Regions from separate parts of the Homo sapiens genome. Here region 1 is linked to region 2. Evidence: chromatin loops called from intact Hi-C (ENCODE). Cell type or tissue: heart left ventricle. All regions are shown on one strand. Each heading gives the region's core, and the rest is flanking DNA. Links, peaks and the distances in the headings are about the cores only. Region 1 overlaps REC114 (REC114 meiotic recombination protein). Region 2 overlaps LOC124903571 (serine-aspartate repeat-containing protein I-like).

Region 1 (8,000 bases), core at 1-8,000, 120 kb after region 2:
ATATAGTCTCGTGGTGCGCCGTTTTTTAAGCCGGTCTGAAAAGCGCAATATTCGGGTGGGAGTGACCCGATTTTCCAGGTGCGTCCGTCACCCCTTTCTTTGACTCGGAAAGGGAACTCCCTGACCCCTTGCGCTTCCCAGGTGAGGCAATGCCGCGCCCTGCTTCGGCTCGCGCACGGTGCGCGCACCCACTGGCCTGCGCCCACTGTCTGGCACTCCCTAGTGAGATGAACCCGGTACCTCAGATGGAAATGCAGAAATCACCCGTCTTCTGCGTCGCTCACGCTGGGAGCTGTAGACCGGAGCTGTTCCTATTCGGCCATCTTGGCTCCTCCCCCGCCACAGCACAGTTTCTAACCTTTGACCCAATTCTATTTCTCCAAATCTGTCTTAAGATAATTTAAGATACAAAAAAAAGTATACATTTAAAAATGTCTGTCACAATGTTATTCCTAATAGGGATAAAGTGGAAGTATTCATAATGGGCAACATTAAAGTAATGGTTTTTACAAATCGTTGGTTCTATATGATAGGCATTAAAAATTATAATCCTAACAAAAAGGTAGCAGTTTGAAAAAAACGCTTGTGCTAAAATAATGTTAAGACAGCAAAATTCAGAATATAAGTATACTTTAATAACAATGATAAAATATAAAGAAAGACTAGAAGAAAATACTTTAAAAGGAGAAAACAGGAAGGTATATTTATCTGCTGTAATTGGCATAAGTTTAAGTACAGTGGCTAAGACTCCTTTCTCAAAAGTGCTCTAATGGGCACTACTGCCTTTAACACTCTGATTTTTTTTTTTTTTTTTTTTGAGACAAGGTCTCACTCTGTTGCCCTGTTGCCCAGGCTGGAGTGCAGTGATGCCATCATGGCTTACTGCAGCCTCAACCTCCTGTACTCAAGTGATCCTCCTGCCTCACCTTACAGAGTAGCTGAGACTATAGGCATGCACCACAATGCCTGGCTAATGTTTTGTAGAGATTGGGTGTCTCTCTGTTGCCCAGGCTAGTCTCAAACTCCTGCATCAAGCAACCCTCCCACCTTGGCCTCCCAAAGTGCTGGGATTACAGGCATGAGCCACCATGCCTAGCCAGATTTCTTTTTCTTTAGATATATTTAATACATCCAAATAACTTATTGTATTATCTTTTATCTTTTGGTAGGAGTCTGGGAGATTTCTCCAACAGAACAATCATATGATTATTTTTAAAATAAAAATGTTTACATATTCCAGCAAACATAATATCCATATTCTTACGGGTTGCTGCAGTTATTGTATTGGTGATGTTGCTTACAAATTTTCAAGGTATTTTGGCAGACAACTCTTGTGGGCTTTTAGGGCCTGAATTGTGTCTCTGCCCATATTCATATGTTGAAGCCCTAGCCCACAAAGTGATGGTGTTTGGAAGTGGGGGCCTTTGGGAGGTAATTAGGTTTAGGTGAAGTCATGAGAGTGGAGCCTGTGATGAGATTAGTGCTTTTATAAGAACAGGAAGAGAGAGAAATCTCTCTCCCTTCTCTTGGTGCATGCACTGAAGAAAGGCCATGTGTGAGCACACAGCAAGAAGGCAGCTGTCTACAAGCCAGGAAGCAAGCCGTCACCAGACACTGAACCTGCCAGTATCCTGATCTCAGAACTCCCAGCTTCCAGAAATGTGAGAAATGAAATATCTGTTGTTTAAGCCACCCTGTCTCTGGTATTTGTTATGGCAGCTTCAACTGACTAAGATATGGGCTAACTTTTATGAATATAGGATGTGTTGAAGGCACATGATAGCTACTTTTATATTTTGCGCATAATCCATTTTACTAACAAGGAACTGAACATGAAGGCCAGTCTCTAGCTTTTTCTTTTTTTTTTTTTGGAGACAGAGTTTTGCTCTTGTCACCCAGGCTGGAGTGCAATGGCACAATCTCGGCTCACTGCAACCTCCGCCTCCCAGGTTCAAGTGATTCTCCTGCCACAGCCCCCCAATAGCTAGGATTACAAGCACCTGCCACCAGGCCCAGCTAATTTTTGTATTTTTAGTAGAGACAGGGTTTCACCATGTTAGCCAGGCTAGTCTCGAACTCCTGACCTCAGGTGATCTGCCCGCCTCGGCCTCCCAAAGTGCTGGAATTATAAGTGTGAGCCACCTTGCCTGGCCTCTAGCTTTTAACTATTAATAAAATTAAGGTTCTGATTGTTAGTGTTCTAAGCATCTGGGGGTTTTAGAAAGATACTCGCCACCAGCCTGAAAATAACCCACCAAGAACTTTTATGATCTTCAAAAGTCTAGAACAAGAGAAACAAATTTCACACAGAGTTAAATGGTAAAAATCAAAGCCAAGGTATGGAAAGATCTCCCAAGGAGATAAGATTGCTCCCAGGCTGAGTCCTGAGAAGTAAATTGAGATAAGTCTGCAGAACCTTGGAGGTTGTATTGATGAATGCGGTACTCCATGCTATGAAGTAAGACAGCATTCTGGGCCAAGTCTTACTCAAAGAGAGGTGCTATAAAGCTATAAATAATTTTTATACTCTTGTTACCCAGGCTGAAGTGCAATGAAGCAGTCTCGGCTCCCTGCAACCTCTGCCTCCTGGGTTCAAGCAATTCTCCCGCCTCAGCCTCCCGAGTAGCTGAGATTACAGGCTCCTGCCACCATGCCAGGCCTATTTTTTATTTTTAGTAGAGATGGGGTTTTACCATGTTGGCCAGGCTGGTCTTGAACTCCTGATCGGAGGTGATCTGCTGGCCTTGGCCTCCCAAAGTGCTGGGATTACAGGCATGAGCCACTGTGTCCAGCCATGTAAAGGATTTTTATATGCTCCAAAGTTGGAGTATTTTGTAAAACACTCCATCGATTTCATTCATCCCAAAATGTGTACTGGGGAAGGTGAGGAGGGAGTTGAGAGAACCTCACTAGGACACAGGCTTGTTCTGTGTCCACAGACCCCTGTCTTAAGAGGTTTCAGGTCCTAGAATGTCTTTATGATTTCTTGGCTGTTTATGATCTTCAAGTCTTTTATTTAGCAATTAGGTATGCAAGTGTTTATATACTTCACCCTTCCCACTTCTTTGTAGGTCATATAAAAGATTTAGTCTTTAGCTTGAGAGAAATAGGAAGCTATTGAAGAATTCTAAGCAAGGGAGTGACAGAGTCAGTTACGTTTTTACATAAAAAAGGTATCTCTCAAACAAAGAAAAAAAATTTTTTTAAAAGGTATCTCTCACAGTGTTGTGGAGAAGAGGAAGAGTGGGCAAGAAGATACATGAAGCCTACTTAGGAGGCTGTTTTAGTAAATAAAGAAGATGACAGCTTGGACTACAATGGAATAGATTTATTTAAAAGATATTTAAGAGCAAAAACCAATCGGACTTAGTGGTGTTTTAGAAGTGAGGGGGGGAAAGAGAAGTGAAGGAAAACTTTGAAGTTTCTGGTTTATGCAACTCAACTGAAGGTAGCCTCATTTACTGAAGTTAGGGACTTTAGAGACGAGCCAGGCCTGGCAGCAGGCATGTGTGATGACCACCGCCCTGGTGTCAGACAGTTTGAATTGGAGGTGTTTTTGAGACACTCAAGCAGGGATGTCAGTTCCACTTGTCCTCATTTACTATTTAACAATTAGCCCTTCTGGTTCTTTGAAGGTCAGAGAAGGCTGTGCTAGAGATATGATTTGGGACTCACAGATATTTAAATAGCAATTGAAACTGTGGATCTGGTGACCATAGCCTGGGGGAGGGTAAAAGAATGAACAAGGGAAAGAGGAGGTTGAAGAGAATAAGATCAGAGTAGGCAAAGAAGGAACTGCCACATGTAGGAGGAAAACTAGGAAAGGGTGTGATCATAAAAGCCAAGACAAATGTTTCACAAAGGAAGCAGTGGTTAACTATGTTGAATATTGCCGATGCTGATAAAACATTTAGATAAAAAACCAATTTGTTAATTGCTATGTTAAATGAGGAGATGTGGAGTTTTTAAAATGGCATAGCAATTAGATAGGGAAATTTGGATAATGAGCAGTTAAAGAAATGAATTACGTTTGCTATTATACTTCTTAAGCTGAGTATTAAACTCTTTGTGTTGCAAATAACAGAAACCCAACTCAGGTTCTTTTAAACAAAGTAAATAACTTATTCCTTCATGGATTTGAAATATCCAGGATAGGAGTGGCCTCCAGCACAACTGAGTCAGGGGCTTAACCAATATTGTTAGCTGTGTCTCTCCCTGTCTCTGCCTCTGCCTCTCAGCTCCGTTTTCCTCTGGAAGGATCTCTCTGGTGGTTCCTGGCCACATCAGGCTTTTCTGATCCTTACAATAAATAACCCTAATGGAAAGAGAGCTCCTCCTTCCTAGTTCTAGCAGGAGTCCCAGGATTTACTTAAATTTTACTAATTTAAATCACATCCTTTTTCATAACCTAATTACTTTGGTCAGAAGTAATTAGATATGCTGACAGGCCAGGCCTGAATCACCTGCTCACCCCTGGAGGTGGGCCAGGTGAAAAGTAGCCTTGTCTGAATCACATGGGCTCTGAATAGGGGGAGGGGTGATCTCCCAAAGGAAAACCGAAGAATGCATGCTGGGGATACAAAAACAACAGACAGCTATTTTAGCGGTAAAAAGAAGCCTTTGGCCCAATACATTTGAATAACTGCTTCTGCAATATACTTTATAGGTAATCTTTTGACCTAAAGGATGAATGGATGTATTTGTTGTTATAACTTTAAAAGAGCTACAGGGTCTGATTTTTAAGACTAAAGAAAGGTTGTAATTATTTTTGCTGCATGTGCTGCTACCGTGGGGCTGAATACTAACTAATCTTAAAGACACATTGAGGCCAAAACAAGCCCATGAAAAATGTTCAGCATCAGTAATCATTAGAGAAATGCAGATCAAAACCACAATGAATTATCACCTCACACCCATTAGGATGGCTGCTATAAAACAACAAACAAGCGAAACAGAAAGTAACAAGTGTTGGTGCTATGGTCTGAATGTTTGTGTCCCCCTAAAATTCATATGTTGAAACCTAATCCTCAATGGAATAGTATTATAAGCATTACATAGTATTAAGCACCCTTAAGAGGTGATTAGGTCTTGAGGCCTCTGTCTTCATGAATGGGATTAATGCCCTTATAAAAGAGACCCCAGAGAGCTAGCTAGCCCCTTCCACCATGTAAGGACACGATGAGAAAATGTCATCTTTCAACCAGAGAGCAAGCCCTCATCAGACACTGAATCTGCCAGCACCTTGATCTTGGACTTCCCAGCCTTCAGAACTGTGAGCAATAAATTTCCACTGTTCATAAACCACCAGTGTATGACACTTTTATTATAGCAGCTAGAATGGACTAAGACAGTTGGCAAGGATGTAAAGAAACTGGAACCCTTATACACTGTTGATGGGATTGTGAAATGGTGCAACCTCTCTGAAAAACACTATGGCATTTCCTCAAATAATTAAAAATAGAACTACTATCTGATTCAGCAATCCCACTTCTGCATCTATATCCAAAAGAAGGAAAGCAGGGTCTCAAAGAGATATTCGTACACTCATATTCATCGCAGATTATTCACAGTAGGCAAAAGGTAGAAGCAACTCAAGTGTCCATCAGTGGGTGAATGAGTAAACAAAATGTGGTATTTACGTATAATGGAATATTATTTATCCTTACAAAGCAAGGCTGTCCTGTCATGCTACATAGATGAGCCTTGAGGACATTACGCTAAGTGAAATAAGCCAGTCTCAAAATGACAAATACTGTATGATTCCTCTTATATGAGATGTCTAAAGTAGCGAAACTCATAGAAACAGAGTAGAACAGTCATACTAGGGGCTGGGGGAAAGGAAAAATGGACAGTTGTTATTTGATGGGTATAGAATATTAGTTTTTTTTGCAAGATGAAAAAGTTCTGGAGATCTGTCGTATAACACTGTGAATGCATATATAATATCACTGAACTGTACAGTTAAATATGGTAAAGATAGTTTTATATGTGTATCTTACCACAATTTAAAAAAATTCATGACACATTGACTGATTCAACAAATTACATAAATAGATGGTCCTTATGGACTAATTGTATCTCTTTTTTTTTTCGTTTTGGGTTTTTTGTTTGTTTGTTTGTTTTGAGATGATCCCTGTAGCCCAGGCTGGAGTGCAGTGGCACAGTCTTGGCTCACTGCAACCTCTGCCTCCCGGGTTTAAGCAATTCTCTGCCTCAGCCTCCTAAGTAGCTGGGATTACAGGCGTGTGCCACCACACCCGGCTAATTTTTGCATTTTTAGCAGAGACGGGGTTTCACCATGTTGGCCAGGCTGGTCTTGAACTCCTGACCTTGTGATCCACCCACCTTGGCCCCCAAAGTGTTGGGATTACAGGTGTGAGCCACTGTGCCTGGCCTATTGTATTTCTTAATAAGGATTGGTGCACGTATCCAAAGGCAAGGGGTTTTCAGGGGTTGAATTTGTTAGAAGATGTACCTAGCACCCCATCACGAACCTCCCTGCCCCATTTTGCCCTGGATATGCCTCTGAACTATGTGGTTGTTGTACTTTGCAGTGGTATTAATAGATTTGTATGATTAACCTTATTTTTCCTGGTTCTCTTTTAAATAGTCCATTTGTGTTATCAGTAACTATCTTTTAAAAGAGTATTTCTAAATCTTTCTAGGAGTTTGCAACTCATTATATTTGTTTATTAGAAATTAACCCACACTTTCTTTTGCCATAGATGGGATTGCTGTTCTTCATTTTTTCATTAATTCATCAAACAGACATGCCTATTGAATGTCATTCTTGAGATACAGAGGTTTGTGACATAGACTTTGCTCTCAGGAATCTCACAGACAAGGCAGATATGATTCACAAGACAGGGTAGGAAGTGCTGTGACAAAGGTGTGCACAAGATGTTACAGGGACATAGAGGATGAGTATCTCTTTCAGGATGGGCCAGAGTATAAAGAAAGTCTTAGCAGAGGTAATGACTGGGTTAAACTTTATTTTAGCATTAAAAATACTTAAGAAACGGACAAATCCACAATCCTGGTGAGAGACTTCAACACACCCCTCTCAATAGCAAATAGAAGAGCAGAGAAAAATCAGTAAAGATGTAGAAGATGAAACAAAACAACAACTGACATACTGAACACTGTACCTAGAATGACAGAATTCACATTATTTTCAAGTACACATAGTATACATACCAAAATTGAATAATTGTTGGCCTAAGCTATGCTTGAGGAAATTCTGTAGTTGTACAAGCATATTAGAAAAGATGTAAGAGTGAAAATCAAGGATTTAAACTTCTATCTCAGATTGAAAAAGAACAGTAAATCAAACCTAAGGAAAATAGAAGAAATAAAGAAGAGAAATAAGTGAATTAGAAAGCAAATGTATAACAAAAAAAATCAAGAAAGCCCAAAATTGGTACTATGGAAAGATTAGTAAAATTGATGAACCCTTACAAAGACTAATTTCTTGAAATAGAGAAGATATAATATTAGGAATGAAAAGGGGGATATCACTGTAGAGCCTACAAACATTAAAAGAAGGTATTTTTATCATCTTTATATCATGTATTTGATTGGATGAAATGCACAAATTTCTTGAAAAATACAACTTACCAAAGCTAACAGAAGAAAGAATAGAAAATCTAAGTAGTAAAATGTATATTAAGGAAACTTGTTTCTGTTATTTAAAACCTTTCCACAAAGAAAACTGTAGGCCCATGTAACTTGTCTGGTGAATTCCTTCAGATGTTTAAGGAAGAACTCAGATTTTTCTAGATAATAGAAAAAGGGAATAGTTCCTAACTCAAATTGAACACATAAAATGAACAGTACATTACAATGAATTGGGTTTCTTTAAAGTATGCTAGGGTAGCTTAATGTTTAAAAATCAATGTGTTTCACCACATTGACAGGAAGTAGAAAAAGTAGATGATCATTTTGATATGAATTTTTAGCTTAGCAGAAAAGGCCCTTTTCAAAGAATCTGCCTGTCCTCC
Region 2 (17,189 bases), core at 5,022-13,021:
TGTATAAAGGACATGGGGTTAACCTGGAAGAGGAGGACAGTTCCTGATAAGAAGGAAATAAAAGAATGCATGGCAAATGGAGGAAAGTTGAGGTGCAGAAAAGGGAATTTGAGAGAACTAATAATTTCTCAGGAATGGCTGCTGAGAAGGAGGTGGGCAATCTCTTTGGAGTAAAGAGCCCCCAAAGGAAAGGAGTAGAAGCCTTTAACCCCTTTCTTTCAGTAATTAACACGGCTAGATTCCCTCTAATGGATTGAGATGGTTCTGAATGAGACCCATTAGTGGTAGGGACCTGGCCAGGGTCTAAGCTCAGTGCCAGGCCCAGGCTCTAAGCTGGTAGGGTTCTGGCTGGTGTGTCTGGGCTGGAAGCCTCTCCCATCCTAGGCACTTTGGCACATTGGGGGTCTTCCTCCATTGAAGAAGGACCACAATCCCTGTAGAAATCTGGACCAGTGAGAACATCACTGTCTCGGTGGGCAAGGATGCTCGGACTGTGCAGGGCCAGGTTCTACTGTGACACCTTGGGGTGGCAGCAGAAGCCACAGTGAGTCGGAGGCTCCAGCGCTCTCCTCACCTGGCTTTGGATGGAGGAACCAGCCCTTCGGATTCAGGAAGTCCTCCAATTCAGGGTGGAGGAAGCCCCCAAGAGACAGACACTGGATTTCTTGTTACTTCAGACAGGCTCAAATGGTTAATATGAAATATTAGTCTAATTTATAACCCAATTTCAGTATAATAGAATGGTATGCAGCCATTCAAATATGTTGGAAAATAACGTTTGATTACATGAAAAAAATATTCAGGAATATTCATAGAACAACTAGTATGAACACAATAATCTGATTTTTGAAAAGAATATGTAATATATCTATATAGAGACAGATATAAGACTGTAAGAATATATGCAAGTTAGCAGTGGTTGTTTCTGGGTGATGGAATTATGAGAATTATGAGTGATTTTTCTTTTGACTTACCTTTATTTTCTACAAGGTGCTTATATGGCTTTTTAGTAAGTTAAATAACAAAGTCATTTTTTCAAAGGATTGCCAAGCAGTAACAGGACCCCAGCTGAGCCGGGAGGGGGAATCTGTTGAGAAGCCAGTGCCTGAGCCCGGGTTACTCTCCCCAGCTGCACTCAGCAGGTACAGCTCATGACTGTGTAAACTGAAGGGAAAAACAACGTGGCCAAATTTAGCAATGCACCTAGCCCATGGGACACTTCCAGGGGGAGCTGCCCTGCATTCCCCACCTGGGGCTCTGTAGACCACCTTTGAGCTGGCGACTTCAATCCAGATGGCATCGGTTACACTTTCGCCCTTCTCTTGACTCTGCACACAACTATCCTCAGCCCATCTGTACCCAAGGCCAAATGGGAGAGATGAAGGTGTAAACCAAAAGTGACTGAGACAGGTTTCCATCGAGTAAAGGTTTATTTAGCCAAGGTTAAGGACAGGCCATGCGGGCTGTAGGTAGAGGGTGGGAGGGAAGGTAGGGAAATTCAAGCCACAGGAGCATCTGTGACCCATGCTTTTTCCAAAGGGAGTTTTTGGGAACTTTCATATTTAAAGGGGGAAGAGCAAACAGGAGGGAAAAAAGAGGGAGTGAGGGTAGGCCGTGAGGCAGATGATTACGGTCTTGTGAGGCTCTGATTCACCCCAGTAAATCTACATTTTACATGTGAAAGAGAGCAGAAGAAAAAGTCAATGATGCTTTATCCTGCGCTGAGTAAATCTGCATTTGACATAAGAGAAAGTAAACATGTGAAAGGAGGGAGCAGAGGAAATGAGGCTCTGACAGGGTTGTGAAATCACTGCTGCCTGTTTGGGAACAAAAGGAAAGCAGTTCTTGTGTGACTCAGTTCCCCAGCTTAACTTCCCCTTTGGCATACAGAGTTTGGGGTCTTGAGATCTATTTTCTTTCACAAGGGTTTAGGAAGGCTGAAATAAGCAAGGGGTTCTCAGAAGGAATGGACTACGGTGGCTACAGCTGTGATTCCGGTTATGTGCCTGTCAAGGTCACCGCGCTGCACAAAACTGTGGTTTTTCCACCCTCTGGTGGGAAGAGGGGCAAGGACACTGCCAGCCAGTAGGGAAAGGCGCAAATCAGACCAGAACCCAGCATCTAGAGGGAAGGCCTTACAGCTCTAGCCAGAGTCCTTGATGAGTCCTAGACAGCATCCACCCAGGGGGCACGGTCAGCTCGCTCATCCTGGCCGGGGCTAGTGGCCCATCCTGAGTGTCACTGAGAGGGGCCCATGATACCTCCCACCTATATTTGGTGGATGTGTGCAAGGGGGTCGCTGAGGGGTGTGGACAGGTCTCCACTGGAGGGTGCGGAAGGGGCTGAGCACTAGCCCTTTCGGCTCTTTCCAGATCCCTGAATCAGATATCACCACCTGCCCCATGGGAAGCCTGTTAGCCAGCCGGATCTCTCTGCTTAGCACACAGGGCTGTCTCTCTCCCAGGAGCAAGGCCTTTGCCAAACAGCAGGAGGGGTGAGATGGGGCAGGTGAAGAGGGAGGGGCCTCCCCTGGCCCACCCCCATGCCTACGTGAAGATTCTCTAAGTGAAGCGCCATCCCTGGTACCTACCACTCTCTTGAAGATTCCCACAATGATGGTGAAGGAAACGCAGTTTATCTCTGACTCATAACAGGCATTCCATAAATATTTGTTGAATGAACAAGTAAGTGAGTGAAGTAATTAATTGATTTTGTGGGCACATGGCTAGATAAGGAGACAGACTCTTTTTAGACGAGGGACATATAGATAAAAATACCCATGGTGCCTGGCCATGAGTAAAAGAAAGGCTAAGTTGCCAAGGTTTGTTGACTATGAGTCAAAATTTTTATGTATTAATCATGATACTTTAAAAAGTCTTACATTGAGGCCGGGTGTGGTGGCTCACGCCTGCAATCCCAGCATTTTGGGAGGCAGAGGTGGGCTGATCACCTGAGGTCAGGAGTTCAAGACCAGCCTGGCCAACATGGTGAAACCCTGTCTCTACTAAAAATACAAAAATTAGTTGGGTGTGGTGGCATACACCTGTAATCCCAGCTACTTGGGAGGCTGAGGCAGGGGAATTGCTTGAACCTGGGAGGCAGACATTGCAGCGAGCCAGGATTGTGCCACTGCACTCTAGCCTGGGAGACAGAGCAAGACTCTGTCTCAAAAAAATAAAATAAAAAATAAATAAAATTTTAAAAATAAAATTAAAATAAAAAGGCTTATATTGGGACTAGAACCACAGAGTATCAAGTCCAACCAAGTCCAAGTTTCAGATAAGAAAACAGGCCTGGAAGGAGAAGGGAGTGTCCAAAGCCACAGCTGGTAGAATTTAAGCAAACTGCAGGCCTCTTGCTTCCCGGTCCTGCAGGGGTCTTGTGCCTCATGCTACTTCTGCAATGCAGCTGGGGGCCTTTTCCCCAGGTGCAGGGTGTATGTGATCAGTTTTCCTTATAAATAAATATTGGTTGGGCATCTACTGGATGCAATGTACCTATTATATGCCAAGCAAGTTGCTAGATACTGGTGGTAGAATGGTGGACCAGATATTAACTTGACAGGAAAGGAGATGGGCGATTAATCTGGCAATTTCAATAAGGAAAGTACACCCAGCTTTGGGAGCCCAAAAAAGGAATGCCTAGCCCAGACCTAGGGTGAAGGGTCAGGTGGGAGAAGCTTGAGGTGGAGAGCAGACATTCCACACAGGAGCCTTTCCAGGGGCATTCCCTCACCCTGCTCCCCCAACCCCCGCATTCCTGGCTGATCTGTCTCCTACTTGCCTGGGAGTGCCTGGCTCCAGAGTCCCAGGCACTGCAGATAAGAGTCACACCTCAGAGGCCAAGGGGACAAATATGCAGGACAGGCTGCTCAGATAGAGGGAGCCTCAGGAAGGGGTCAGGCTCCAGAGGGAGGCCCTGGGAAGGAAAAGCTCTTCGGGGGGATGTGGTGGGATGGTATGAACTCAAAGGCAGAGGCCTGACCTGCAGGCCCCTCTCAGCAGGCCCTTCCCAGCCCTGTTGAGTTTTGCTCTTCAACCATGAATCTCAGTCTTATTTGGAGGCCAAAGCTTCTCTAGGAGAAGGAGACCCCTCATCTTTCTGGTCTCCTTTCCACCTCCCTCCTCCCATCTGCCGATGGGACAACTTCATAGACAACTCACCCCTCTTGCCTCATCAGCCCATCCTGAGTCATTTCTTTCATCCCTCTTCATTGGATGGCTCCTGAAACTCAATCTCTTCCAGAGAAGTGTGGAGGCAGAGTCAGAAGTGGAGAGAGAGAGAAACAACCATGATCCTCCTCCTCTCCATCATCCTAGTCCTAGTAGTTGGGCTAACATAGACAGGAGCCTATGTATCGGTCAGAAACCCTGCAGGAAATGGAAGCAGGAGAGCTGTGAGTTAGCATGTTGCTGAGGGGCAAAGTCCTAAGAGAAAGAGGGCAAAGAAACTCCATCTCCTTCCCCACTGGATGTGCTGGTTAAAATCATCAGCTAAGGTAGGTCTGGCTTCTCTGAGATTTCATTGCTACTCCTGATTGGCCTGAGGCAGCCCCTGGGCACTTTTCATGCTTCTTGATGAGGAGTTCTTAACTGGGCTACTGGGGTTCCATGCATGGCTCCAGGAGGTCTCTGGAGCCCCCAAACTTGTATGCAATACACTGCATATTTGCACGTGTCCTTGTTTCTAGAAGGCTCACAGGTTCCATCGGATTCCCAAAGGTGTCCATGACACATAAACGGTACAGAACCCCTCATCCAGGTCTTTGGAGGAAGACACACCTCCTGCTCACCTGCCCTCTCCCGAAAGGCTCCCCTCCCCTCCTCTGGGTTTCTTCCACTCTTGTGCTTCTGTAGACAGCCTGTTCCCAGAGCCAACTGGGGCCATGTGCTTCTCTGCTCACCTGGACACAGCACCACGCCTCTATCGACTGCCCTATTTAGGAGCTGCTGAGCTGACAGCAGAAACCAGGACTGCATTTGCCCCCTCCAGAGGCATCTAGGCTTTGAGGAAGGGTGTGGGCGAAGAGCCTCTGAATCTCTGGACTTAAGGAGCAGGAGTTCTGGAGTCAAAAAGACTTGCACTTCACCCTGGATCTGTGCCACCTTGACAATTTAATGAACCTCCCTGAGATTCTGTTTCCTCATCTATAAAATGGGGTGAATGCCTCCCCACAGGGGTGTTTTGAGGATTGAGGTAATGGCTATAAAATGCCAGGCACTCAATAAATATTAGCTGTTATCTGGCATAATTGGACCCAGAAATTTTCTCTCCAGTGTCCCTGGCTGGAGGTTGTCCAGCTCTTTCTGGGAGCTGCCACCTCCCAAGGCAACCCAGCCCCATTTGGACAGCTCCCACTGTGAGAAACTTCTTACGTCAGTTGGGAACTCTGAGTTGAAGTGACAGAAATTCAACTCACTGGCTCACCAAAATAGGGAATGTATTGGGCCAAGAAATTGGGAAGGGTAGCAGCAGAAGTGACCTCAAGGACTCTGGAGACCTAAACAATGTTGTCAGGACTTTTCTTCTCTCTCCCTGAAACTCTTGGCTCTGTTTCTCCGTGTGATTGGCACAAAGTCACCAACAATTCCCAGCATATCTCATCCCAGCTTGGAGAACCAGAAGATAGAGAATCTTTCTCCCAGTGATCACACATACATTCTCAGGGAGGATTGAGAGAGGCCAGGCGTGGATCACATGCCCATCTCTGAGCCAATTACCATGGACAGGGCCATGGGCGCTTATGACTGGCCAGGTGTTGTCCCACGACCTGAGGCTAGGAGATCGTATACACTGAGTGGTAGCCACGTTGAAACCATATGGAGTGTGGGAGGGTAGGTTCCCCAAAGAAAGGAATGCTGTTTCTAGAAGCCTGGGCAAACAAAACAAGTGGTTGTTCACTGCTCTTTTTCAAATTCAGTCCAGCACCAGTCCTGGCTCTGTCCTTCTGGCCTACACAGGACAAAATATGAAGAGTCATTGTAACCTCCTCAGTCTTCATTTCTCCAAGCTAAGTTCTTCCCTCTCTCTGAATACAATGGGTTTCCAGTGCCCCCTCCCCAGACTCCTGGGCAGAAGGCAGCAGTCTGGTTGGAAGTTGGAATGGGGACTGGATTTGAGAATTATCAACTGAAATGCTGATGAAAATGATGGGGGGCTCTAGTATGCCTTGGAGGCAGCCACTGATCTGGTGTTTCCTTTAGCCACCAGGGGAGTTGACTTGGGAGGAAGGAGAAGTGGTGGTGAGTGGGAGGAAGAGAAGGGGAAAGAGGAGGAAGGAGAGAAGAGAGAAGAGTGGGAGGAGCAGGGAGGCAGACGAAGAGGGAGAAATAGGAGTTAATGAGAGGAATGGGAAGAAAGCTTCAGCTCTCAGGCTGGGAAGCACAATCAATACATCAAAAGGTGCCCAGTGTGGGCCGGGCACAGTGGCTCAAGCCTGTAATCCCAGTACTTTGGGAGGCCAAGGTGGGCAGATCACTTGAAGTCAGGAGTTTGAGACCAGCCTGGCCAATATGGTGAAACCCTGTCTCTACTAAAAATATAAAAATTAGCCGCGCATGGTGGCATACGCCTGTAATCCCAGCTACTCAGGAGCCTGAGGCAGGAGAATTGCTTGAACCTGGGAGGTGGAAATTGCAGTGAGCCAAGATTGCACCACTGCACTCCAGCCTGGGCAACAAGAGCAAGACTCCGAGAAAGAAAGAAAAGAAAGAAAGAAAGGAAGGAAGGAAGGAAGGAAGGAAGGAAGGAAGGAAGGAAGGAAGGAAGGAAGGAAGAGAAAGAAAGAAAGAAAGAAAGAGAAAGAAAGAAAGAAAAAGGAAGGAAGGAAGGAGAGAAAGAAGAGAGAGAGAGAAGGGAGGGAGGGAAGGAAGGAAGGAAAGAAGGAAGGAAGGAAGGAGGGAAGGAAGATGCAGACTATGTGCAGAAGGAGCTCGCGGCTGGGAACCATGCCCCAGGTGATCAGGGCAGGTGTGTTAGTTTGTTTCCACTGCTACAACAAACTACTACAGACTAGGCAGCTTATAAACAACAGAAGTTCATACCTCACAGTTCTGGGGGCTGGAAAGTGCAAGATCAGGGTGCCACCATGGTCAAGTTCTGGCGAGAGCTCTTTTCCAGTTTGCAGACTGCCAACGTCTAGCTGTGTCCTCACCTGGCAGGAGAGGCAGGCAAGCTCCCTAGGGCCTCTTCTATAAGGACACCAGTCCCAATCACTAAGCCTCTGCCCTCATGACCTAATCACCTCCCAAAGCCTCACCCTAATACTATCGCAATGGGGATTCAGTTTCATCTTATGAATTTTGAAGGACAAACAGTCAGACTATAGCAGCAGGCTTCCTGGAAGAGGGAGCTTGAAGGAAGAAGAGGAGTGCAAAGCTAGAGCCTGGCTCTGGGAACCCACAGCAGGAAGCATAGGAGCATCTCTGATGGCCCAGCTGGAGAGTCGGGGGCAGGCTGGCAAGAGAAGGGGCTTCTGCCTCCCTCCCTCCATTCTTCCTTTCCCAATTGGGCTGCTCTGCAGAGGTCACCCCTAGGCTAATGAGGAATCTTCCTGAAGTTTAAAACCAATTAAGCAACAAATGGTTTCTGATTAGTTATTTCTCTTGATGTGAATTTTAATGAACAGCTTCCTCTCCCCGCCCTACCTTCCAAGCACCCTGGGAGCTAGCCAGCTTTGGGTCTGCCTTGAAGAGCCCTCAGGGGTGTCTCAGAAGGCTGGGAGAGGAAGGGGAGAGGGACTGGGATGGGGGGGATGGTGAGCAGGTTTGCACAGCACAGCAAACCCTACCAGTCAGCCTGCATTTCCCTTGACATTGCAGGGTGCCGCTTGTCCCTGAGGCAGGGGCTGTCTCGAGGGGAATGAGGAGCAGGGAGAGGACAGAAAGCAAGTGGAACAGAGAGATGGTGACAGCGACTAGGTGACAGCCTAGTCAAACAGGCTGAAGTAGAAAGTATAAAAAGTTCACCCAGGACAAAAGCTAGAAGAGCTGGAGGAAGCCCAAGCTGCAGGGAGGCACAGAGGTGGGACCAGGGCTACAGGGGAAGGCAGAGTGGTGCAGTAAGCAGAACCAAGTTCTATGGGGATGTGCTGTGGGGCTCTCAGTGGATGGGCCCCCCACTCTGGTGCTCATCCTTCCACGAATGCTGAGATGGTGGTTATCATTGGCCTTCCTCTAGGGACACTTATGACCCTTCCATGAGATGACGCAAGGGAAAGGACACTGGGAGTAGGGTAATGAGTGTGGGGGAGATGGCAGGGCACTGTCTTCTCCACCCCTCAACAGGAGACTCCCCGCACAACAGCTGTTGGACCTTATTCAGTTACACCCCTGTCTCATTCCACGGGCAGCAAACGGGGGCCAGAGTCCTCAGCTGTGTCTCCATTGCGGACAGGAGGGCCAGCTGCACAGTCACAGGGTCCAGCTCTCTCTACCCTAAAATGAGCATCCTCTAGGATCCTTGCCCAGGACTGAGACACCCCTCGGGAGTAGCTGAGACCCAGAAGTGCTGCTCGGAAGCTTTGTGGAATCTTGCTGATCAGCCCTGCACTCCTGACCACTCCTTCCAGCTGAGCAGAAAAGCTTTCTTGAAAGGAGAATGAAGTCCAGATCTCTGCTGGAAGAAGGAAAGAGGGTGGGGGAAGCACCTTGTAGGAACTGCTGACAAAGAAATAAGGATGGATTTTTCTGCAGGTTCCTCTTCACTGTTCCCCTCCTCTCCCCCTCCTCCCCAGTCCCTCTACCTCCCACCTTTTCTTCCCTCCCTAATCCATGTTGGCTCTGAGGGACATCTGGCAGAAGGTTTCTGGAATGATCTGACTAGGCTCTGGACTTCCAGGAAAAGCCCAGTGGTTCTTATAGTGATTCCCTCAGGGTCAGAGGAAAGGCAACATTTCTGGCCCAGGCATCTGAGTGATGACAAATTGAGAGCAGCCACCTCTAAACCCAACCTCTTTGGCTTCTGTTTTGGGTACCAGGAGCCAGCCTGGCCCAAAAGATTGGCTCCTGACCAGGGCTCTGCAGCCCAGAACTGGGGCCAGCTGCTCCAGGCCTGAGCCTCCCCCACACTTGGCCTCATGTCACCATCAGGCACCTGGGCCCCTCTGGTTGGCTTGACTGCCCCAGCTTTCTGGAACATGCTGGCTGTGTCTTCCTCATGGAGCAGTGACAGATGACAGATTGGACTGATTAGGTCTCTTGGTGGCAAGGGACAGAACCCAATTATGGGTACAAAAAAGAACTTTATTGGTAGATAATAGTAGTACCAGGTTGTCCTTTTTGAGGAGCCGGCCAGAGTCAGGTATGGGGTACTGGCAAACACATCCCAACTAGAAGAAGGGTTGAACAGTCAATCTAGGGAAGAGCAGGGCTGCTGCTGGATCCCAGGAACATCTGAACTCAAGACTTTTTTTTTTTTCTTTTGAGACGGAGTCTCGCTCTATTGCCCAGGCTGGAGTGCAGTGGCATGATTTCGGCTCACTGCAAACTCCGCCTCTCGGATTCCAGTGATTCTCCTGCCTCAGTCTCCCTAGTAGCTTGGATTACAGACATGTGCCACCACACCTAGCTAATTTTTGTATTTTCAGTAGAGACGGGGTTTCACCATATTGGCCAGGCTGTTCTCAAACTCCTGACCTCAAGTGATCTACCCGCCTAGGCCTCCAAAAATGCTGGGATTATAGGCATGAGCCACCACGCCCAGCTGAGCTCCAGTCTTGAATGTTGCCAGGAACCTGTCTTCTTCCTTCCGCCTATATCCCTTGTCTCTGCTCCTCTCTGACTGTAGATCAGCTTCAGATGCCTCCTGAGCCTCATCCCTCACAGCTTCAGTTCCTAATGAGAAATGGACTCATCTCAGTAGCAGCTCAAAAAAATCCCAGGGAGGAAGTCAATGGGTTCAGCTTGGGTAGAGGCCCTGCCCCTGGATCAGTCCATGATTAACTGAGGATAGAGTAAAATGGCTCTTTCCACGGGAACCCTGTAGGTGGAAAGGAGGAAGAAGCAGCTTACTAGAAGAAAGGGGCCTCTCCCCAGAATTTGAGAGGAGGGCTGGAGAGACAAATCAGTAAGCCTCTATTTCATCTGCTGTCTCACCAAGAGGACTGTGGGACTTTTTTTGCAAGTCCCGCTAGAGAAGCTTTGTGAGTGTGACTCTCATCATCTCTGGCTCTCAAGGGGGCACACTGCTAGATGTATTTCTTTCCCTCATCCCCAGCTCCCCGCCGGCCAATCCTGACCCAGAGACTGTTCTCATTTGTCACCCCAGACTCTGGCCCTGGTGACCCACACCTGCCATCTTGTCCTGCATTCTCTCTCTCTTTTTTTTTTTTTTTTTTTTTTTTTTTGAGATGGAATTTTGCTCTTGTCGCCCAGGCTGGAGCGCAATGGTGCAATCTCAGCTCACTGCAACCTCCGCCTCCTGGGTTCAAGTGATTCTCCTGCCTCAGCCTCCGGAGTAGCTGGGATTACAGGTACGCACCACCATGTCCAGCTAATTTCTGTATTTTTGATAGAGACAGGGTTTCACCATGTTGGCCAGGCTGGTCTTGAATTCCAGACTTCAGGTGATCCGCCTGCCTCGGCCTCCCAAAGTGCTGGTATTACAGGCGTGAGCCACCATGCCTGGCCTCGTCCTGCATTCTCTTGTCTTGGTCAGCTTTACTTAGTGGTTGAAATAGAGCCCAAAGATAAGATCCCAGGATTTGGAGTCAGGTGTCCCTGGGCTTAAAAGTGCCACCATTTATGACCTGTCTGAGATCCTGTTTCTTCACTTGTAAAACGGAAAAGAGTACCTAACCGACAGGGTTGTAATGAGGGTTAAAAGAGACGGGTGGCCGGACGCAGTGGCTCATGCCTGTAATCCCAGCAGTTTGGGAGGCCAAGGTGGGCCGATCACTTGAGGCTGGAAGTTTGAGACCAGCCTGGCCAACAAAGTGAAACCCCGTCTCTACTAAAAATACAAAAACTAGCCTGGCGTGGTGGGGCGTGCCTGTAATCCCATCTACTCGGGAGGCAGAGGCACGAGAATCACTTGAACCTGGGAGGTGGAGGTTGCAATGAGCTGCGATCGTACCCATTGCACTCCAGCCTGGGCAACAAAGCAAGACTCCATCTCAAAAAAAAGAGAGAGAGAGATGGGGAATATAAGCTCTTGGCACATAGTAGGCACTCAATAAATGGCAGCCTGAAAAATTCCTCATCAAAACATATAGAGTCTCCACGGCTCCTTTGTCAAACAGCAAGATCCCTGTATTTGAGCAGGAGCTATTTGTAGCAGGTGGGGGAAGGGCGGTGAGGATCGTCTTCCTGCTGCAGGCTGAAGGAGAAAACCTCAGTCTCCCCTCCCCAGCTAAGCTCACATATATACCTTTTGGCCAACTCTGGGGAGCTGTCTGTTTTCTGGGAAAATGTCTCCGTGGCTTCAGGGAAAAGGTCAGCTACACTGGAGTGCATCACAAGAGCAGAGTGGAGAGGGAGATGAAGACCCTGCAAGGGACCCTGGACATATCTATCCTGGGGAAACTCCAGCTTCTAAATGTTTCAGGCCGTAGGGAAAACCCAGACACTGGGTCCCTCAGGGCCACGGTCTGCATCTGTGCCCAAATCAGCCTTGTGTATCTGCACAGGCTGTCCTTCCTGAGGAGCTGGCTGTGACTGGTACAGGATATTGGCAAACACATGTCAGCTTTACTCCCCCTTGTTTGGGTCGGCAACCCTGAGCTGCAGGCTGGTGGGCCTAGCAGTGATAGGGAGGGGCAGGGGAAAAATAGGGAACAAGGACAACCCAAGATACAGGTACATGCATGCAAGCACCCTCAGACACACACCAGCCGGCCCTGTGTGTAGAGGGAAACAGATGGCCAGGATCAGAAGCCCTACCTGAGGCCTCCCAGATGTTTAATAATAGTAATCGAGCCTGCATTTACAAAGCACTTACCATGGGCCAGGCACTGGGATAACCTCTTCCAGTTCATTATTTCGTTAAATCCTTTCCAGAATCCCTGGAAGTGGGCAGTAGTACCCCTGTTTTACACATGAGGGACTGGAAGCCCAAAGAGTTAAGTAACTTGCTAAAGACCACATCATCTGATTTCAAAGCCCTGTCATCCTGCTGCCCACATGGGTACTACAACAGACCCAGTTTTCCTACGAAGACATTCACAGAGGACAGAAGATTCTCCAGGCAAATGCACTGGTTCTTGCAGGCAGGCCTGGAGTGGCCCAGTGTTAGAATCTCCTGGGGAAGTTGCTGAAAGTGCAACTTCCTGGGTTCCACTCCCCCTTCAGGCACCCTTTCTTCTCCATACTGATTCAATGGGGTTGAGGGCCTAGGAATATGCATTTTAACAAGCTGCCTATCTCCCATGAAAATAGCTTCCCGCCCCATTATTAAAAATATATACTGTCTGTAATCCCAGCACTTTGGGAGACCGAGGCGGGGTGGATCATGAGGTCAGGAGATCGAGACCATCCTGGCTAACAAGGTGAAACCCCGTCTCTACTAAAAATACAAAAAATTAGCCGGGCGTGGTGGCGGGCTTATATACTGTCTGGGCATGGTGGCTCACGCCTGTAATCCCAGCACTTTGAGAGGCCAAGGTGGGTGGATCACCTGAGGCCAGGAGTTCAAGACCAGCCTGGCCAACATGGCGAAACCCCGTCTCTACTAAAAATACAAAAATTAGCCAGGCATGGTGGCTCATGCCTGTAGTCCCAGTTACTCAGTAGACTGAGGCAGGAGAATTGCTCAAACCCGGGAGGTGGAGGTTGCAGTGAGCTGAGATCGCGCCATTGCACTCCAGCCTGGACAACAGAGCAAGACTCCGTGAAAAAACCAAACCAAACCAAACCAAACCAAAACAAAAAACATATATATACTGTTTATCGTAAGATCTTTGACTCCCAATTGCTACACATGGGGCTCAGGTGCAAATCTACATTTTTCATATATTTGTGGGAAAGAACTAGGTTCACTAACGTTGGAAATGTCTGCTCAGGATTTTGAACACATGGCCTGGCCCGGAATGCAGTTGCTGGGCTTCCCCAGGTCAGTGTCAGTCCCAGGGATCTGCACAGAGGAAGCTGGGAACTCCACAGTCTGGAGTGTGGGAGGAGGGTGCATCCCCTCCAGCTTTCTCCTGGCTCCCTAGGCTCCTGCAACCCCTATCGACTCAGCCTCACAAGCAGGGGTGGAGGAGGCAGCAAGCACTGCTTGGAGTAGGCAACTCTACCAGGCCTTCTCCGTCCACAGGAGAATGCATCAATAACTTCTGCAAAAGCCTCTTTCCTCTGCCCAGGACCCTCTCTCTTGGAAGCCTGGGACCATCCTTGGTTCCCTACTTCCTAAGCTCCTCCCACACCATTCTGCCAGACTTGTAAAGCTCCTCTTCCAAGAATGTCCTCCCCTGGGTAATTGGACCCACAGGCCATTGACATTTAAAGAAATGTTCCTGACCTTTTCAGCAGTTCCATAAAATCGCAAAATAGGTCTCTAAATATTACTGCAGACTCCTACTTGCCCAGACCCTGGCAGAGACTCATTTTCCCGGCTAACTCAGGAATAAGAGAAAAATAGCAATATTGCTAGCAAAAAGAGGGCTATTCTCAAACATCTTTTGGTAATCATTCCGTTATAGATGGCTGTTATCTGCATCAGGACTCCACCATCACCACCCACCACCACCATTACACATTTCGCCATCATCACCTTAATTACTTGATTATATAAAATGTGCAGGATTTGTGCTCTTAAATCTTCACAGTGCAAAAAGTCTACTTGCGTTTTAGCTATTTGATCCAGCTATGTGAGAACGTTTATCTTCTTCTCCCCTTCCTCCATTGGTGTGGGACCAGATGGAACAATGGATATAGAAGGACCAAAGGCTATGGAGAGAGACATAAGAGAAGACAGAACTCTGGGAGGAGGGGCAGTGAATGTGTAAAGAGACATTCTGAGAAATTTGAAAATAGATTAGATATTAGATCAGGACTATCCCTTGCATTAACAGAGCTTGGGTTAAGAGTAGAAATTTACATTTTCCTCCCACATGTTTCCCAAAACAGCCTTATCACTTAAAACAGGAGTTGGGCAAACTCCACTCTGCAGGCCAAATGCAGCCTTTGGCTTTTTGTACGACTCTTGAGCTAAAAATGTTTTCACTTTTTTTTTTTTTTTTTGAGATGGAGTCTTGCTCTGTTGCCCAGGCTGGAGTGGAGTGGTGCAATCTCGGCTCACTGCAACCTCCACCTTCCAGGTTCAAGCAATTCTCCCTGCCTCAGCCTCCTAAGTAGCTGGGATTACAGGCACACGCTACCATACTCAGCTAATTTTTGTATTTTTAGTAGAGACGGGTTTTTGCCATGTTGGCCAGGCTGGTCTCAAACTCCTGACCTCGGGTGATTCACCTGCCTTGGCCTCCCAAAGTGCTAGGATTACAGGCGTGAGCCACTGCACCCGGCCCACTTTTTTAAAATATACAATTCAGTGGTTTTCAGAATATTCACAGAATTGTGCAACCATCACCACAATCTAATCCTGGAACACTTTTCATCACCCCAAAATGAAACATGACCCATTAGCAATCACTTCCCATTCTCCTAGCCCCCAGTCCCTCAAAACCACAAATCTACTTTCTGTCTCTATGAATTTGCTTTTTCTCGACATTTCATATAAATAAAATCATATAATATATGACCTGTTATATCCAAATTTTTTTACTTAGCATAATGTTTTCAAGGTTATTCATGTTGTAGCATATACTATATATAAGTAATATTTCATTGTATGGCTATATGTGTAGTACTTTCTGATAACACTCTGGCACCAAATGTGTTTTTTTTCACTGACACCAAATACCTGCTGTTTTTCCACACCAACAACCAATTCTCCAGCATGACTCTGTGTCCTACAATTCAATTCAGTTCTAACACTAACTATCCAGAGTTAGCACAGACCCCACAGGTTAAGGGCTCAGTCCCACAAGAGTGCTCCCACTTCAGGTGTCAGCCATAAATGGGGTTCCAAGGCTACTAACACTTCTGTCCGTCTGACTCCAAATTCGTGACCCCACCCCCACCCCGACCCTCAGGTTCAGTAATTCTCTAGAATAACTCACAGAACTCAGGAAAGTGCTTTACTTACAATTATTGGTGTATTATAAAGGATACAAATGAATAGCCAAATGGAAGAGATGCGTAGGGCAAGGGATGTGGGGTGGGGCACAGAGCTTCCATGCCCTCCTTGGACACACCACCCTCCAGAAGCTCGTTGTTCAAGAGTTTTTATAACTCAATCTCCAGCTCCCCTGCTCTTCCTGGAGATAGGGAAGGGGGTTAGGGGAGGGCATTGAAAGTTCCCATCCTCTAATCACATGTTGGGTCTTTCTGATGACCAGCATCCTGAAGCTATCAAGGGGCTCCACCATGAGTCACCCCATTAACAAAACTAAAATGTATGCCAGCGCTGGGCGCGGTGGCTCACACCTATAATCCCAGCACTTTGGGAGGCCAAGGTGGGTGGATTACCTGAGGTTAGGAATTCGAGACTAGCCTGGCCAACGTGGTGAAGCCCCGTCTCTAATAAAAATACAAAAATTAGCCTGGCGTGGTGGCACATGCCTGTAATCCCAGCTACCCGGGAGGCTGAGGCAGGAGAATCGCTCGAACCTGGAAGGTGGAGGTTGCAGTGAGCTGAGATCAGCTGTTGCACTCCAGCCTGGGTGACAGAGCGAGACTCTGTCTCAAAAATAAATAAATAAATAAAAATGTATGCCAGGCCCCGTGGTGTGCACCTGTAGTCCCAGCTACTTGGGAGGCCTCATGAGGCAGGAAGATTGCTTGAGTCCAGTTTGAAACCAGCCCCAGCCAAAATAGCAAAACACCATCTCAATGCCCCCACCCAAAACAAAACACAAAAAAACCTCAGGTGTAGTCAAAGGGGCTTGAAATGAATAACTAGATGCTCCTATCACTCAGGAAACTCCCAGAGTTTCAGGAGCTCTGGGCCAGGAACTGCAGACAAAGATCAAATACATTTTTTATTATACCACAATGTACCACATTTTGTTTATCCACTCATCAGTTGGTGGACATTTAGGTTGTTTCTACTTTAGGGCTATTACGAATAATGCTGCTATGAATATACATGTACAGGTTTTTGTGTGAACACATGTTCTTAATTCTCTTGGGTGTATACCTAGGCGTGGAATTGCTGGGTCGTGGGTTTCACCATGTGATGAACCGCCAAGCTTTTTTTTCAAAGAGGCTGTACCTTCTATATTCCCACCAGCAATGTGTGATGCTTTCAATTTCTCCACATCCTTGCTAACACTTGTTATTGTCTGTCTTTCTTACTTTAACCATCCTAGTGGCTATGAAGTGGTATCTCATTGTGGTTGGTATTAACATTTTTAAAGGATTGTAAAAACAAACAAACACACAAAAAAATATAGCACAGAGACTGTATGCCATACATGGTCTGCAAAACCTCAAATATTTACTACGTGGACCCTTACAGAAAATGTTTGAAATATTCTTAATTACCCATTGAATTAAAAGGCAAAATACAAATAATAAGGAATGATTATCAAAAGTTTAAATCCAAATTATTTGACTAAAGCTGAAATTTTTACTTTTAAAAAATTTAATTACATCTTAAGTATTTTTATTAAAAATAATCACAATGTTAGCATTTATTGTCTATCTTTTTTTTTTTTGAAACAGTGTCTCACTCTGTCACCCAAGTTGGAGCGTAGTGGCATGATCTCGGCTCACTGCAACCTTCGCCTCCTGGGTTCAAGCGATTCCCCTGCCTCAGCCTCCCAAGTAGCTGGGATTACAGGCGTGTGCCACCACACCTGACTAAATTTTGTATTTTTAGTAGAGACAGGGTTTTACCATGTTGGCCAGGCTGGTCTTGAACTTCTGACCTCAGGTGATCCACCGGCCTTGGCCTCCCAAAGTGCTGGGATTACAGGCATGAGCCACAGCACCCGGCCTCATTTATTGTCTATCTAATTGCTAATGTAAAGAATCAGCATTATACTTCAGGGACAGGACATCTAGATCTAGCAGATACAAATTTAAAAGTAGTATGAATTGTTTACTTTTGCAAAATGTTCCTCAGTTACCATATACAGCTATTGCAAATTTTTTGCTAATTCACTAGTGTGCCCAGAACTCTGAACTAGA

Evidence for each region. Peaks named below come from ENCODE experiments on the same cell type or tissue, not always from the same donor. Only the 100,000 strongest peaks of a DNase experiment are listed, where the experiment ranks them.
Region 1: a loop joins it to region 2, with 3 times the contacts of the local background. A loop is called at or near these places in 9 of 110 quality-filtered maps.

What each region holds. Positions count from the first base shown.
Region 1 is chr15:73,514,133-73,522,132 of GRCh38, forward strand. All of the region lies in intron 2 of REC114 (REC114 meiotic recombination protein), which reads left to right. Among named protein-coding and RNA genes, the nearest start is that of NPTN-IT1, 51 kb to the right of the region's middle. In heart left ventricle, for the core only: no CTCF peak of the experiment used is centred there; a DNase peak (open chromatin) is centred at 3,499; H3K27ac peaks cover 2,352 bases.
Region 2 is chr15:73,385,948-73,403,136 of GRCh38, forward strand. The region is part of intron 2 of LOC124903571 (serine-aspartate repeat-containing protein I-like); the gene reads left to right. Among named protein-coding and RNA genes, the nearest start is that of HCN4, 26 kb to the left of the region's middle. In heart left ventricle, for the core only: no CTCF peak of the experiment used is centred there; DNase peaks (open chromatin) are centred at 9,014 and 11,588.